2 separate regions of the Homo sapiens genome follow, and region 1 is linked to region 2. Evidence: read pairs that join two places in POLR2A ChIA-PET (ENCODE). Cell type or tissue: Panc1. All regions are shown on one strand.

Region 1 (8,000 bases), 270 kb before region 2:
CTAGAAATTAGTACAAGTGACAGCATGTTCTTCATTTCAAATGAGAAGTGAAACCAAAATGATAAATAGCTTTAAGAATGTGCTAATGATAAATGATTACATGTCAATTTAATGTACTTAATGTTTAATACCTTATTTGAATAATTACCTGAAGAATATATTTTTTAGTACTGCATTTCATTGATTCTAAGTTGCACTTTTTACCCCCATACTGTTAACATATCTGAAATCAGAATGTGTCTTACAATCAGTGATCGTTTAACATTGTGACAAAGTTTAATGGACAGTTTTTTCCCATATGTATATATAAAATAATGTGTTTTACAATCAGTGGCTTAGATTCAGTGAAATACAGTAATTCATTCAATTATGATAGTATCTTTACAGACATTTTAAAAATAAGTTATTTTTATATGCTAATATTCTATGTTCAAGTGGAATTTGGAGACACTATGTTCTAATTTTAAGAACTGTTTCAGTGTTATTAGATTAGTAGTAGGGCTGTAGATGGGGTCTTTCGAGGTCCTTTGCCTACCTCAGTAACAGAGGCTGGGTCTGAGCCTTGCTCGAGATTAGCTCTTCACCAGGTCTGTGTGGTAATCATATCGTAGTTACCGTAGGTCACGCTGCAAGTGTAATTTACAGTGAGGCATAGTCTTTTCCAGTGATTGGAATACTTGTGTCACCGATCCAGGGTTTCTCTTTCCTGAGTCTGAAATACCTGGGAAACCAGTTAGAAGGTGACTGGGTAGCCTAGGAGTCAAGGATCAGAAAGGGTACTTCATATATATGTGGCAGAATTGGTGCAGGTGATCCTTTGAAAAATGACAAGAATTGATGAAATTTTGTTTACTTCCTCCAATTTTTTGCTGAATAACATCTCCTTTCTACCTGATTGGAGTAGGCTTGCTTTCTCTTACTTAATTTCTATAAATTTGCCATTGTTTTGTCTCAAGTAAAATACAGTGTCTTTCTTGACCACTGCCCGCCCATTCACCTTATATGCCTGCCACAGTCTTGGTTCATGTAATAACCTAACAGCTTTGGAGATGGCGGTGGAGAAGTTAATGGTAAAAACCTTCTTGCTCTTTTTATTTTTATTTATTTATTAGGGGTGGGGGATGGTGTCTCACTCTGTCACTCAGGCTGGAGTGCAATGACGTGATCTCAGCTCACTGCAACCTCTGCCTCCCTGGTTCAAGCGATTCTTCTGCCTCGGCCTCCTGAGTAGCTGGGATTACAGGCATGCGCCACCATGCCCAGCTAATTTTTGTGTTTTTAGTAGAGAGGGGGTTTCATCATGTTACCTAGGCTGATCTCAAACTCCTGATCTCAAGTGATCTGCCCACCTCAGCCTCCCAAAGTGTTGAGATTACAGGCATGAGCCACTGTGCCCAGCCCTTTTGCTCTTTTTATAGTGTAAATTTCCCTCAGTTAGAACTTGGAAATTACTTCTGCTTCACTTACTGCCTTTTCTCAGGTTGTTGGAATCTAGGCAGTAGCAGTTACTTGGCAGCTAGGAGGCTTGCTAGAATAGGAATTCCACCTTCAGCATTTACTGTTACAGGGTAGAAGATGCAGCTCAGGGAGAGAAGGATGATGATAAGAACATGGCAGAAAATCTCAAAATCTACTCTGGAAAATTCACTATGTTTCCACACACCAACATGTGAATCGTCATGAGATCATAGGGCATTGTTAAAGTTCCATATTGGAAGGAAAAGACTTAGTACAATTCTAAGAATTAGCATTTATCCTGCTGATCAGTTCTTAGCTAAGTGTCTGCTGATACCTAAGTAACCAATATACCCAAGTGTTCTATTGCTGGGTAACACAGTACCACACATTGAACACCTTAAAACAATAGACATTTGGTAATGTCTGTACAGGCTGTACTGAAGCGGCCTGTACAGGGCCGCTTCAGTACAGGACCTTACCTATGTAGACTGAGGTACGTGTTTCTTGCTGACTGTCAGCTGGGCACCACTCAGCTTCGAGAGGCCTCCCACAGTTCTTGCCATGTGGCCTTCTCACAGATGCCTCTCACAACATGGCAGTTTCTTCAAAGCAAGCAGGAGAATCTCTAAATGAGTCTTGTATGACATTACGTCATTATGGGAATAACATCCCATCACCTTTGCCATATTCTAGCGTCTAGAAGCAAGGTATGAGTTCCAACAAAACTCAAGGGTAGAGGCTAGAACAGGGATGTGACTCATTGCGGATCACCTTAGAGCATGCCTGCCACACTCGGGTACCTGCAGAATAGAGATTCTCAAAAGTTCTAAAAACTGAGCTAAGAGCAGGACATGATGGCTCACACCTGTAATCCCAGCTACTCAGGAAGCTGGGGTGGAAGTATCTCCTGAGGTCAGGAGTTTGAGACCAGCCTGGGCAATATAGTGAGACCTCTGTCTCTAAAAAATTTTTAAAAGAGACCCCTTCTCTAAAAAACAGGAAGGCTGGGCGCGGTGGCTCACACCTGTAATCCCAGCACTTTGGGAGGCCGAGGTGGGCGGATCACAAGGTCAGGAGATCAAGACCATCCTGGCTAACACGGTGAAACCCCATCTCTACTAAAAATACAAAAAATTAGCCGGGCGGGCGTGGTGGCGGGTGCCTGTAGTCCCAGCTACTCGGGAGGCTGAGGCAGGAGAATGGCGTGAACCCAGGAGGCGGAGCTTGCAGTGAGCCGAGATGGTGCCACTGCACTCCAGCCTGGGTGACAGAGCGAGACTGTCTCAAAAAAAAAAAACAAAAATATTCAACTATGAGCTGGGGAAAAAAGCTTCAGCGGTCACTGAAAGTGCTTACAGGTACAGCTAGTATGGGGATGGAATATGCCCCATTAGCCAGGCCAACAGATCTCATATAGGAGAATCTGTTTTATGTTTGTTGGACAGTGGGTGAGTTATCGCAGAGTTATGCCTTTTTTTTCTGTCACTATTTTATGTCCCTTATCACTGTGCCTTTAACCTACTGAAATGCAGTTGAGGCCGGGTGCGGTGGCTCACGCCAAGATGGCGCCACTACACTCCAGCCTGGGCAACAGAGGGAGACTCCATCTCAAAAAAAAAAAAAAAAAAAAAAAAAAGGAAATACAGTTGAATATGAGGGAAATAAGTAAATTTCAGCTTGAGTTTATTTGTATTTTATAATAGAATCCAGGGACATTTTGAGAGTATTTTTCAATTACTCTGTTATTTTTAAAAGAAAAATCTTTTGAAAAATTACTTTTTATTATAAAAACAATAAAGACATAAAATTTTGGCACAAAAATATAAGGAACAAGTATAATCCATAATCCTAAGCACCTAGAAAAGTTCTTACATTTCTCAAATTTCCTAAGTAAAGGGTAAAAGGAAAGAAAAATTCTCCATCAGATAAAGTATCAGAAATAACTTGAATTTTGTGTCTAAAGTATATTGACATTACAGTTGGTGAACTGGTTATTAGTTTGAAGAATTATAGTTTATTTTTTTAAAAAAACCTAATTGGGAGATGATCAGTAGATTCCTTGAGTAATCAGGATAGCTTTCTCATGTCCAGAACTTTTGGCTGGGCATGGTGGCTCACACCTGTAATCACAGCACTTTGGGAGGCTGAGGTGGGTGGATCACTTGAGGTCAGGAGTTTGAGACCAGTCTGGCCAACATGGCAAAACCCCATCTCTACTAAAAAAAAAAAAAAAAAAAAAAAAAAAAAAAGTACAAATAGTTAGCCAGGTGTGGTGGTGGCAGGCATTTGTAATCCCACTTCTGGGGAGGCTGAGGCACGAGAATCACTTGAACTTGGGAGGCAGAGTTTACAGTAAGCTGAGATCACGCTACTGCACTTCAGCCTGGGTTACAAAGTGAGACTGTCTAAAAAATTTAAAATAACCAGAACTTCTGATTTATCATGGCAATGTGTCACTCAGTCCCCAATCCTGCTACTTAAAAGTTATTTTTATTTTTTAAGTGGCCTGATCGCAGCTCACTGCAGCCCTGACCTCCCAGGCTCAAGCAGTCCTCCTACCTCAGCCTCCCAAGTAGCTGGGACTACAGGCTTGTGCAACCATGCCTGGCTAATTTTTGTATTTTTTGTAGAGACAGGGTTTTGCCATGTTGGCCAGGCTGGTCTCAAACTCCTGACCTCAAGTGATCCACCTGTCTAGGCCTCCCAAAGTGCTGGGATTACATGCGTGAGCCACCATGCCCAGCCCACCTGTGATATTTTGATACATGCATACAATGTGTAGTGATCAAAGCAGGGTAATTAGGATATTAATTATCTCAAGTGTTATAATTTCTTTGTGTTAGGAAAATTCCACATCTTGTGCTATAGCTGTTTTCAGTTATATACTGGATTATTGAACTATAGTGACCCTACTGTGCTGTTGAACACTAGAACTTCTTCCTTCTAACTGTATTTTTTTTTTTTTTTTTTTGAGATGAAGTTTCACTCTTGTTGCCCAGGCTGCAGTGTAATGGCACGATCTCTGCTCACTGCAACCTCTGTCTCCCAGGTTCAAGCCATTCTCATTCCTCAGCCACCCAAGTAGCTGGGATTACAGGCATGTGTCACCATTCCTGGCTAATTTTTGTATTTTTAGTAGAGATGGGGTTTTACCATGTTGGTCAGGCTGGTCTCGAACTCCTGACCTCAAGTGATCCACCCACCTTGACCTCTCAAAGTTCTGGGATTACAGGTGTGAGCCACCGCACCCGATCTCTATCTAACTGTATATATATATGTGTATATTTTTTAAGACAGAGTCTTGCTCTTGTCACCCAGGCTGGAGTGCAGTGGCACAATTCCGGCTCACTGCAACCTCTGTCTCCTGGGTTCAAGCGATTCTCCTGCCTCAGCCTCCCAAGTAGCTGGGATTACAGGCATCCACCACCATGCCCAGCCAATTTTTGTGTTTTTAGTAGAGACGGGGTTTCACCATGTCAGCCAGGCTGGTCTCGAACTCCCGACCTCAGGTGATCCACTTGCCTCGGGTCAGAGAAGATATTTTGATCAGAAATGATTATATTTTGGTCAGAAAAGATTATATTGTGGTCAGAAAAGATTATATGTTTTTTGAGTTAGGGTCTTGCTCTGTTGCTCAGGCTGGAGTGCAGTCGCCTAATCATGGCTCACTGCAGTCTCAAGCTTTTAGGCTCAAGCAGTCCCCTGCCTCAGCCTTCTGAGCAACTAGGATTACAGGTGTCACTATGCTTATTATTATTATTTTCTATTGTAGAGATGGGGTCTCACTGTGTTGACTAGGCTGGTTTTGAATTCCTGGCCTCAGGCGATCCTCCCGTCTCAGCCTCCCAAACTGCTGGGATTACAGGTATGAGGTACTGTGTCCAGCCAGAAAAGATTCTTGATATGATTTTAATTCTTGTAAATTAGTTGAGATTTGTGTTTTTTTTTTTTTTTTTGTTTAACATGTGGTCTATCCTGGAGAATGTGCTGATGAGAAGAATGTTTATTCTGTAGCTGTTGGGTGAAATGTCCTGTAAATGTCTGTTAGGCCCAGTTGGTCTAAATCTAATGTTTCTTTGTTGATTTTCTGTCTAGATGATCTGTCCAGTGCTGAGACTGGATGACTGAAGTCCCCAACTACTATTGTAGTTGGAGTCTATGTGCCCATTTATTTTTTTAGTTTTTTGAGACAGAGTCTCACTCTGTTACCCAGGCTGGAGTGCAGTGGCACAATTACGGCTCACTGTAGTTTTGACCTCCTGAGCTCAAGTGATTCTCTTGCTTCAGCCTTTTGAGTAGTTGGAACTACAGGTGTGTGTCACCATGGCTAATTTGTTATTTCTTTAATAGAGGTGGGGCCTCAGTATGTTTCCCAGGCAGGTCTTGAACTGCACTCAAGTGATCTTCCCACCTTGACCTCCCAAAGTGCTGAAATTACAGGCATGAGCCACTGTACCTAGCCTAATTTTTAAATTATTTCTAGAGACAAGGTCTCACTATGTTGCGCAGGCTGGTCTCAAACTCCTGGGCTCAAGCATTCCTCCCACTTTGGCCTCCCAAAGTACTGGGATTACAGGTGTGAGAGCCCCTTGAAATATAAGAATATTGGCTTTATTTATTTTGGTGCTCTGGTGTTCGGTGCATATATATTTACAGTTGTTTTAGCCTTTTGAATTGATCTCTTTATCATTATATAATGATTTTCTTTGTCTCTTTTTACAGTTTTGGATATAGTCTATTTTATCTAAGCATAGCTATTCTTGCCTGGTTTTGGTTTTGCTTTGTGTGGAGTATCTTTTTCCATACCTACACTTTCAGTCCATATGTGTGTTTACGGGTGAAGTGAGTTTTTTGCAGGCAGCATACAGTTGGGTAATGGGGTTTTTTGTTTTTTTGTTTATTTTAATCCATTCAGTCTTTCTATAACTTTTAGGTGGGGAATTTAATCCGTTTACATTCAAGGCTGTTATTGACAGGTGAAGACTTGCTCTTGTCATTTTGTGAGTTGTTTTCTGATTGCTTTGTATATCCTTTGTTTTTTCCTCTCAATGTTTATCACTGTGATTTTGTGATTTTCTGTGGAGATAAGTTTTCTTTATCTTCCTCCTTTGTGTATCTATAACACTAGTACATTTTATGCTTTTGTATGTTTTCATGATGGTGATTATCATCTTTTTGCCTTCAGATGTATTAAGCATTTCTTGTAAGGCTGGTCTAGTTGTGATGAATTCCATCAGTTTTTGTCTGGGATCTGTGTTTATTTTAATTATGTCTTGTCTTATTCTCTGTTTTTTGTGTTATTTTTTAAAATTATTTCAGAGAAGATTGGTTCTTACACTGTGACTATCCTTTTCTGTTTATTTATTTCATTTTAATTTTTTTAGAGACAGGATCTCCCTCTATTGCCCATCATGGAGTGCAGTGGTGTGATCATAGCTCATTGCAGCTTCGGACTCCTGGGCTCAAGCAATCCACTCACCTCAGTCTCTTGAGTAGCTGGGACTACAGTTGCATGCCACCTTACCTGGCTTTTTTTTTTTTTTCAGAGACAGGGTCTCATTTCGTTGCCCAGGCTAGTCTTAAATTCCTGGCTTCAAGCAATCCTTCCACCTCAGCTAGGATTACAGGTGTAAGCCACGATACCCCACTCTGTGACTATTCTTATATATTGCTTTTATGTCTTCGTTTGCTTTGATTTTTAATTGCAGAATGTGTTTAATAGATTCTGTAAATTTATTGCAGCTTGGTTTTGATACATTTGGTTATGAGTTAGTTAACCAGTGTCCTGGAGGAATGTTTTGAAGTTAGATGACATGAGTAGCATAAGGGGCTGGCTTTTAGCTCAGAACAACTTTTTTTTTTTTTTTTTTAATATGGAGTCTTGCTCTGTCACCCAGGCTGGAGTGCAATGGCATGATCTTGGCTCACTGCAACCTCCAGCTCCTGGGTTTAAGTGATTCTCCTGCCCCAGCCTCCCGAGTAGCTGGGATTACAGGTGTGCACCACCACGCCCAGCTAATTTTTGTATTTTTAGTAAAAACAGGGTTTCACAATGTTGGTCAGGCTGGTCTTGAACTGCTGACCTTGTGATCCACCCACCTCGGCCTCCCAAAGTGCTGCGATTACAGGTGTGAGCCACTGTGCCCGGTCAGCTCAGAACAACTTGTTGAGATTATACGATGCTTTTCCAATAAAAATTATTTAATTTTGATAAAATATACTTAATGGAAAAATGTATCTTTTAACATTTTAAATTGTACAGTTCAGTGGCATTAAGTATATTCACATTGTCTTACAACCATCACTTCCACTCATCCACAGAACGTTTTTTACCTTGCAAAACTGAAACTCTGTGCTGTTAAACAGTAACTGCCATTCTACGCCCCCATCCCAGCCCTTGTCAACCACCATTCTACTTTGTCTATGAATTTGACTGCTCAGAGTACTTCATATAAGTGGGATCATACAGTTTTTGTCCTTTCATTACTAGCTTCTTTCCCTTAACATAATGTCTTCAAGGATCATCCTTGTTGTAGCATGTG
Region 2 (8,000 bases):
GGTTGCAGTGAGCTGAGATCATGCCACTGCCCTCCAGCCTGGGCAACAGAGCGAGACTCCATCTCAAAAAATAAAAAATAAAAAAGAGTTTAGTGTAGGGCTGTTAGAAGATTAAGTCATGGAAAGTACAATACAGTACCTATGGCATAGTAAGTGTTCAATTATAGCACCTATTGTTATCATCCGTAATTCCTTCAATTCATATTGCATATGAATACTTGTTCTCACTTCAGCTTTGACTTAAAATTCATCTCCCCAAATCAGTTGTGAGCCCTACCAAGTCCATTATGATAATCTTTTGTGCCTTTGACATTTTTTCTGTATCTGCTACTAACAACCTCGTTAAAGTGATTGCTATTTATTTCCATTGCTATCCTTTGCCAACCTTCAGTCTTTTTTTCAGAGAGAGGGTCTCACTCTAGCCCAGGCTGGAGTGCAGTGGTGCGACCTCAGCTCACTGCAGCCTCGACCTCCCAGGCTCAAGCCTCTCAAGTAGCTGGGATCACAGGTGCATGCCACCATGCCCGGCCAATTTTTGTATTTCTTGTAGAGACAGGGTTTTGCCATGTTGCCCAGGCTGACCTTGAACTCCTGAGCTCAAGTGATTCACCTGCCTCAGCCTCCCAAAGTGCTGGGATTACAGGTGTGAGTCACTGTACCTGGCCCACCTGCAGTCTTTACAGGCCCCTGTGTTGCCTTCACAACTTTTACCAGATGGCTTTTTTCTTAATCCACATACTCTGGACAAAGATAAGAGACATAGTGTGGTATTATGAAGAACTAAGGAACCAAGAAAACCAGGGTCCTGGTCCCAGTTTTGTGACCATGGACAAGTCTTGTATCCCTCTTAGGCTTTCATCTCCCTATTTATAACTTTAGGAAGTTGGACCGGCTGATTTCTTCCTGCCCTAACATTGTCTGGTGGTTGGATGCAGGGGCTATTGCACATATTGCCTAGTGTGTCAGAGGAACACCCAGAAAGGAGGCCAGAGTGCCAGAGCTGAGGGAAACAGGGGAAGTGGTCAGAGATCAGGACAGAGAAAACAAGGCTGCTTGTGTGAGGCCCTAAAGGACCTGATAAGGACTAAGGTGTTTACTCAGAGGAAGAAGAGAAACCACCAGAGAGTTTGGGGGAGAGAAACTGTAAGATATTATATAACCCATTTTTATTGAGTGCTTACTCTGTTAGATTCTATTTTCAGCGCTTTATTTGTAATCCTCACAATAATCGTATGAGATAGGAACCACAATATTCCCCATTTTACACTGAGGAAACAGGAATCCAAAGAGGTTAAGTAACTTGCCTAAGATCACATGGCTCAGAAGGACTTAGGTAGAATTTAGACCCAGGCAGACTTACTCATCTCATTCATTGTCCTGACCCCCCAACTGCTTAAGAGATTGAGACTGAGGTGTTTTTTTTCTTTCTGTATTTCCAGAGGACACTTAGAATAAAATTAATTCATACTCATTCATAAATACAAAACTTCTTTACTTAAACTGATAACAATTTCAAGTATTTGGCTTTATGATTTCAAGTTTTTTAAAAAGCCCTCACATTAGCACATTAACAAGCCTGTTGATGTGTCTCTCTTTCATTATGCAGACAGCTATTTCTTTTTTGCTCCTAATGCAGAGGTTGATTGGGAAATTTTTTATTTTATTGCTTACGACTTTGCCCTTGTGCTATCTAAATCACTACTATATGATTTGGCATTTATAATTTATCATTTCCCTCTGCTATTAGACGAAATGCCCTTTAAAGCATTCCACAGCAAGGTGAACACAAGTCAAGCTTGCAAAGTTTTAGAAAAAATAATTGCAAAAAGTCATTAAAGAATAATGAAAGTTGATTGATATAGCATACAATATCAGGGCTGCCCAGTTTAACAGATACAATTATTTCCAGTCATTTTCAGAGGGCATCTAAATTTCAGCACCTAGTTTTCACCATCTTTCTAGGAATACCAGCAAAAATCTCTTGTTTATATAAAGGCTGTAAAAGCAAAATTTTTAACTCATTTCTTTGGATTTTCCTAATGCTAAGGTTGAAACAATAGACATTTTAAATGATTGGAAACCAGATTTCTCTTACTATCCTGTGATTTTAACATTCTATTGCTGTAGCCAAGAGTCTTTGACTTCTGGACCAGCTGCTTTTTGCATGCCGATTTTTCAGAGGGAGTCCCTCAAGAGTTCTTAACTTTTGACTAGTGTCTACCTTGACTTCAGCCCCTGCAGGAAGTGAAGGTAGCAATGTTTGGGAATAAAAACACTAAGGGAAAAACATCTCCTAGTAGAATCATCAACTCAGTCTAATTTTAGATTTCAGGCAGACCACTTAGCTGTACTTTCAGCTAGTTGCAAACATATGCTTTTTAGGTGCTCATCATTGAAGGACTAAAACCAGGACTTAAACTAAAATAATAAAATTTTCTATCATAATATTTTTCAGTAAAATAGGTGATATGTGAGAACATGTGTGTGCACGTGCAAACCATGTGCTTGTGCACCCACATTCAAGTATTCACAGCATTCAAAATAAGATGATCCAGTCAGGCGCTGTGGCTCACGCCTGTAATCCCAGCACTTTGGGAGGCCGAGGTGGGCAGATCACCTGGGGTCAGGAGTTTGAGACCAGCCTGACCAACATGGAGAAACCCATCTCTACTAAAAATACAAAATTAGCCAGGTGTGGTGACATATGCCTGTAATCCCAGCTACTCGGGAGGCTGAGGCAGGAGAATCGCTTGAACCTGGGAGGCGGAGGTTGCGGTGAGCCGAGATCATGCCATTGCACTCCAGACTGGGCAACAACAGCAAAACTCCATCTCAAAAAAAAAAAAAATTAGCCAGGCATGATGGCGCGTGCCTGTAGTCCCAGCTACTCGGGAGGCTGAGGCAGGAGAATCGCTTGAACCCGGGAGGCAGAGGTTGCAGTGAGCTGAGATCACGCCACTGCGCTCCCGTCCGGCAACAGAGTGAGACTGTCTCAAAAAAATATTAGATGATCCAAAAGTGTTCCTATTTTTCATAAACTCTTTTAATTTTTTTCTTTCCACCCATCACAACCACAAGGACTAATAGCCCCAGGCTCAAAACCTCAGAAGCCATGTTATTGAGGTATGTGACAGGACTACGAGACATTTTTGATAATAAGTTTTAGGTGGCAGCTATTTTGATATTGAAAAAACTGGATCAAATCTAACAAAGGTCTTTTGAGAGGAAATGTTTAAAAGGGCACATCTTGTGGCCAGGAAAACCACAGTAAAATATTCCAATTAGGAATAAATTAGAGAACGCTATACTTTCCTAGAAGGATCAGAAAGTCAAATACTTGGCCTTGAGCTGCCTCTCACCTCTACCCCTGCTGACCCTAAGAACAAGTCACTCCTGTCTGTGTGAGCCCAACAGTTGCTGCCAGGCCTTGCCATTCCTCTGCAGAAAAGATCCAGGGATTTTTCACCAGAGACTGCTGGCCAGCATCAGAGTCAGAAGGAGGTAGCCGAAGTGCCACTGAACTTTCTATAGTGCTCTAAAGCCAGCTTTCTGTCTGCAAAGGAAAATTCTCTAAACTCACTAAAGCCAAATCTAACATACTTTAAAGTCTCCAAAGGAAGTCTCATAAACTTTCTTGTTGCTGTTAGAAGATTAAGCTCTGATTTCCCAGATTATATTTTCTATTTTCCTTAAATTTAGCAACATTTAATCCATGACACTCATTGGTATACAAGAAAAATCATTCTGCTGTCTTCATCATCAATTTAAGGTGTTCAGCTGTGATGCCTTGGTACTTTATGTTGTGATTAATTGCCTTATACTAACATCTGATGAATATTTTTAAAAACATTCCTTAGGTTACCTATGTGGCTGAACTGTGTGGTTAGTTGGGAAACTGGGGCTATGAAGTGAGTTCCCCAAAGAGCTGAATTCAATCGAGATGTCATGCACAACTGACCTCTTTAATAGAGTATTTTACTCTTTTGACAGCATCTAAAACCGACCTTTCCCTCAGGGTCTAGCTCAGTTTCTCCTCCTGCCCAAAACCTTTCCTGACAATTTAAGTTCTTACTGACATCTTTCCTCTGGGACACCTAAAGCCCTGTGATCTGTGAAGCTGTTATGGCATTTGGGTATGTCATCATATGCCATCATTTATTCCCTAACTTTTCAAGTCAAAGGCCATATGCGCTGCCTTTTCAGCTCCCCCTGCAGTGCCTAGCATAGTGCCCAGTACATATGGAAGCTCCATGGTAGAAGTGGATTGAATTGGCTTATAGCCTTTTTCATCATTACCTGAATTATCATATCTAGGACTAGGGTCTGCATTATTTCTTTTTATTTTTCCAGTCATTATCTGTTCCTTAGTGACCCAGGAGCATCCACAGTGAGTTGCAAGTTGGACCACTCCTGGAATAGGTTGGTCAACTTGTGTTTTTTGGCTTGAACATCACTGTTCTGTACCACACACAGAAAACAGGAGACAAATTATGTACTTTACGATTGCAGTATTGCAGTCATTAGAGAATCACCAATTAGTATAAAGGCAAAAAAAAATGTATACATATATATATATATAAAAGCTAATGGAACAGAGAAAGAAAAGAAATATAGAAGAGGGTGACAGGAAAAGAGATGAGAAAGAATAAAAAAGCCAGCAATCCAGTTCTCTGATGTAATGTTTCCTTTTTCTAATGACAAAACATAAAGACTCCTTGCAAGTGCATTTAATGGATGATGACTTGCACATCTTCAAAATGTTTGCTCTTTAGGAAATGTATGCAGAAATAACTGCCTTTCCAGTTTGAATTAGGAACAAATTGGAAAGGCAGTTACTTTGGGGGCACGGGAGTAAGGGTGGTTTGGGTGAAGGGAAGTAAACGCAGTCTGGTAACACTGGTGCATTGTATGCGGCAGTAAGAAATGACAACTCCAAATGAGGCCGGCTTCTCTCTTAATGTGATCAGCTTGCTATGCCCTCAACGATTCCATGAGATTTTGCATTTTATAGGTTGAGCTTCCCACTGGCAGCAAGTGAAGCAGTTCATTATGCACATCTGTCACGTGATCCACTTCATCAACCAAATGGAACTGGGAGAATAAGTCACCCTAACAAGATCCTTCAGTACACTCTTAAAAACTACTTACAGATGTACTCTTCCTCTGTAGGGATACAATGGGTTTCCTTGTACTGTGCCACATGATACAGGAAATGCATTATCCCCATCCAAATTCTGGCATACCAGGAGGAAGCACGTGAAAAGAAAGCAGCTCACAAAAGCACACAATGCTTTTGCAAAAGTCCTTAGAGGGACTCATACACCAATTTATGATAACGACAGATAAAATCCCAGGCCTCTGAAGCTCAGTTCATTTCAAATGCTAATGTCCACACAGGGAAAGGAAACCACATCAGCATTCGGCATTGACACAAACATTGTTAATGCTTTTTATTTATGGATTGTCACTGAGTCCCCTCAGCAGTATGCCAGATTTCCATTTGTGTTGTAACTTTAGCTACTTTATGTGCTTTCATGACTAGCTGTGTTATGTACCCATAGGCGATTCATGCTTTCAAACTGTGTCTGGTGAGATAAGCGGCCACACTTCTGATCTTGAATCAGGAACCATTTTGTTCACATTCAGATCAGGTGGAATAAACGTTTTTTAGCTAAGCCCAAAATTAGATTCACCTGCCACTGTTAAATCTTCCTATTTCATTCACTTAACCAACAAATATTATTGGATGCCTACCACGTGCCAGGCACTGTTCCAGGCACTGGAGACATACCGTGAACATACAGAATCCTACCATCATAGAGATTACAATCTAGAGGTGGATAAGGGGAGATGGTCAACAAATAGGCAATATGTCAGAAAGTGTGTCAGTCAGGATAGGCTAGGTTATTTTGTGGCAATAACCCAATATCTCAGTGGCTTAAAACAACCAAGTTTATTTCTTACTTACACTGCATGTTCATTGCAGGTCAGCTGGGGGCTCTGCTCTGAGAGCACCTTCCCTCTGGGACCCAACCTGCCTAGAGAACCCCCATCTAGAGTGTATGGCTTGTCTTTGTGGGAGATGGAGAAGATAGAGTGATAAATTATATGCCACTTCTTAAAGCTTATGCCTGAAAGTGACACATGGCACTTCTATAACATTTCACTGGCCAAAACAAGTCACACAACTACACCCAACTCCAAAAGGTGAGGTAGTGCAATCATATCATATGCTCAAGAAAATCAGACACATTTGGTGGACAGAACTGTCCCCGATGATGATGATTTCTATGAAGAAAAAATCAAGGTAAAGGAGACAGTGTCTGCGTAGGAGGTTTCTATTTGACGTAGATGGTCTGGAAAGTTCTCTCTAATAAGGTGATATTTGAAGAGAGATTCCAAGGGAGAGAGAGAGAGCCATTTGGATGGAGGTGGGGGCAACTTCCTGTAAAGGAAACTGCAAGAGCAAAGTGTACCTGGCATATTTGAGGAACAGCAAGGAAGTCAAAGTGCCTAGAGTGCGGTGAGCAGAAGTGAGCAAGGGGAAGGCTATAGAAAATGAGGTCAGAGTGTTGTGGAACACAAGGTACAGCTTTATTGTAAGGGCTATGGCCATTGTAGGTTTTTGTGTAAAGACATGATATGAGTTAGTTTTTAAAAGGATCCTGTGGCTGCTGAGTGGGAAGCATACTCGAGGGTGAAGGGGTGAAACAAGGGGTAGGTAAGAGGCTTTTCAATAACCCAAGTCAGGTAAGAGGAAAGTAGTGGTCAGATTCTGGATATAGTTTGAAGGTAGAGCAAGAGTATTTGCCAATGTATTAGATGGTAGGATGTAAGAGAAAGGGAGGATTCAGCAATGACTTCAAAGGTTTACTTTTTCTAGTAATCCTTGAATATATGTAAGGACTACCTCATGTGGTCTTGGGGAATCTTCAAATTTGGCAGTATCGCTATAGCATGTAAACTCCCCTGTAAATAAGTGGAGTTGAATAGCCAAGTGCAGATGTGGATTCTGGGCAGTTGGCTTGATTCATGCACCAGCTAAGGGACTTCTATCCCCATACTGGCCTCATATCTAGTCTCTCTTAGGGTTTATGATTCAAGTTAATTTATAAAACCAGAGAAATTAGCCTCATAATTATAAGCAAAATAGGAGCTTATGCCTGGGTCATCCCAACTTCACTCCATCCTTCTATTTCTCTGTGAACCTCAGATATCGCTACCAGGAAACCCAGCTCCTCCAGCATGAGATCTGTCCTCAGTAGCATATCATATAGTGATGTGTCACCTCCAGTTCTCCTGGAAAGAGGTTGAATAGAAATCTTAATACGTACAATAAAACAATACTGCGGTGTTTGTCTGAATAGTATGTCCCTCTTTCTGCTTACCCTGCCTTCCTGTAACATGGCTTTCCCCATCACCATTATCCAGTAAATAGTAACTAGAACTCCCTACCACACTTAGACCTTCTCTTATATCTTTTCTAGCATAGCAGATCATAGGTTGAATGTAAAGTTTGCCAACTATCATAAAGGAATGAATAAAGGTCAATGCTGTTTTTAAAAACTGTGTTTTGAGGCTGTTTGTACTCAAAAGCATTCATCTACTCAACAAACATTCTTGAGTTCCTACGATGTGCCAGATACACATCTTCTAGCCAATGGAGTCACAGCTATGAATAGAATATATATGTAATACATATTATTGCCAAAGACTGGAAAAGCATGGAAAAGTATAAAGAAAAGATAAAATTTCTACTAACTCACCACTGACACATAGCAGCTAGTAACATTTTAGTGTCTAGACTTTTTCTAAGCATAATATCCTTCCTCCCTGCTTTTTTGAATAAAATTTATAACTCTGGACTTACACATTTTTTCTTTAAAATTTTTTTTCTTATTAAAAAAACAGCAGATGCTCACTATTGATTGAATGAATGAATGAATTATAGGAACTTAATTACATAGAAGGAAAAAATTTTAAATGGAAATAACCACTAG

The links. Peaks named below come from ENCODE experiments on the same cell type or tissue, not always from the same donor. Only the 100,000 strongest peaks of a DNase experiment are listed, where the experiment ranks them.
Region 1: POLR2A ChIA-PET joins it to region 2 with 11 read pairs; 2 of 35 experiments call an interaction of 5 or more read pairs at or near these places.

The regions. Positions count from the first base shown.
Region 1 is chr6:111,268,100-111,276,099 of GRCh38, forward strand. It overlaps SLC60A2 (solute carrier family 60 member 2), which reads left to right. Exons shown (of 4, transcript NM_153369.4): 4 at 1-8,000. Among named protein-coding and RNA genes, the nearest start is that of SLC60A2, 13 kb to the left of the region's middle. In Panc1, no CTCF peak of the experiment used is centred here; no DNase peak of the experiment used is centred here.
Region 2 is chr6:111,536,056-111,544,055 of GRCh38, forward strand. It overlaps TRAF3IP2-AS1. Among named protein-coding and RNA genes, the nearest start is that of REV3L, 57 kb to the left of the region's middle. RefSeq lists a silencer at 4,272-4,446. In Panc1, no CTCF peak of the experiment used is centred here; no DNase peak of the experiment used is centred here; H3K27ac peaks cover 4,793 bases.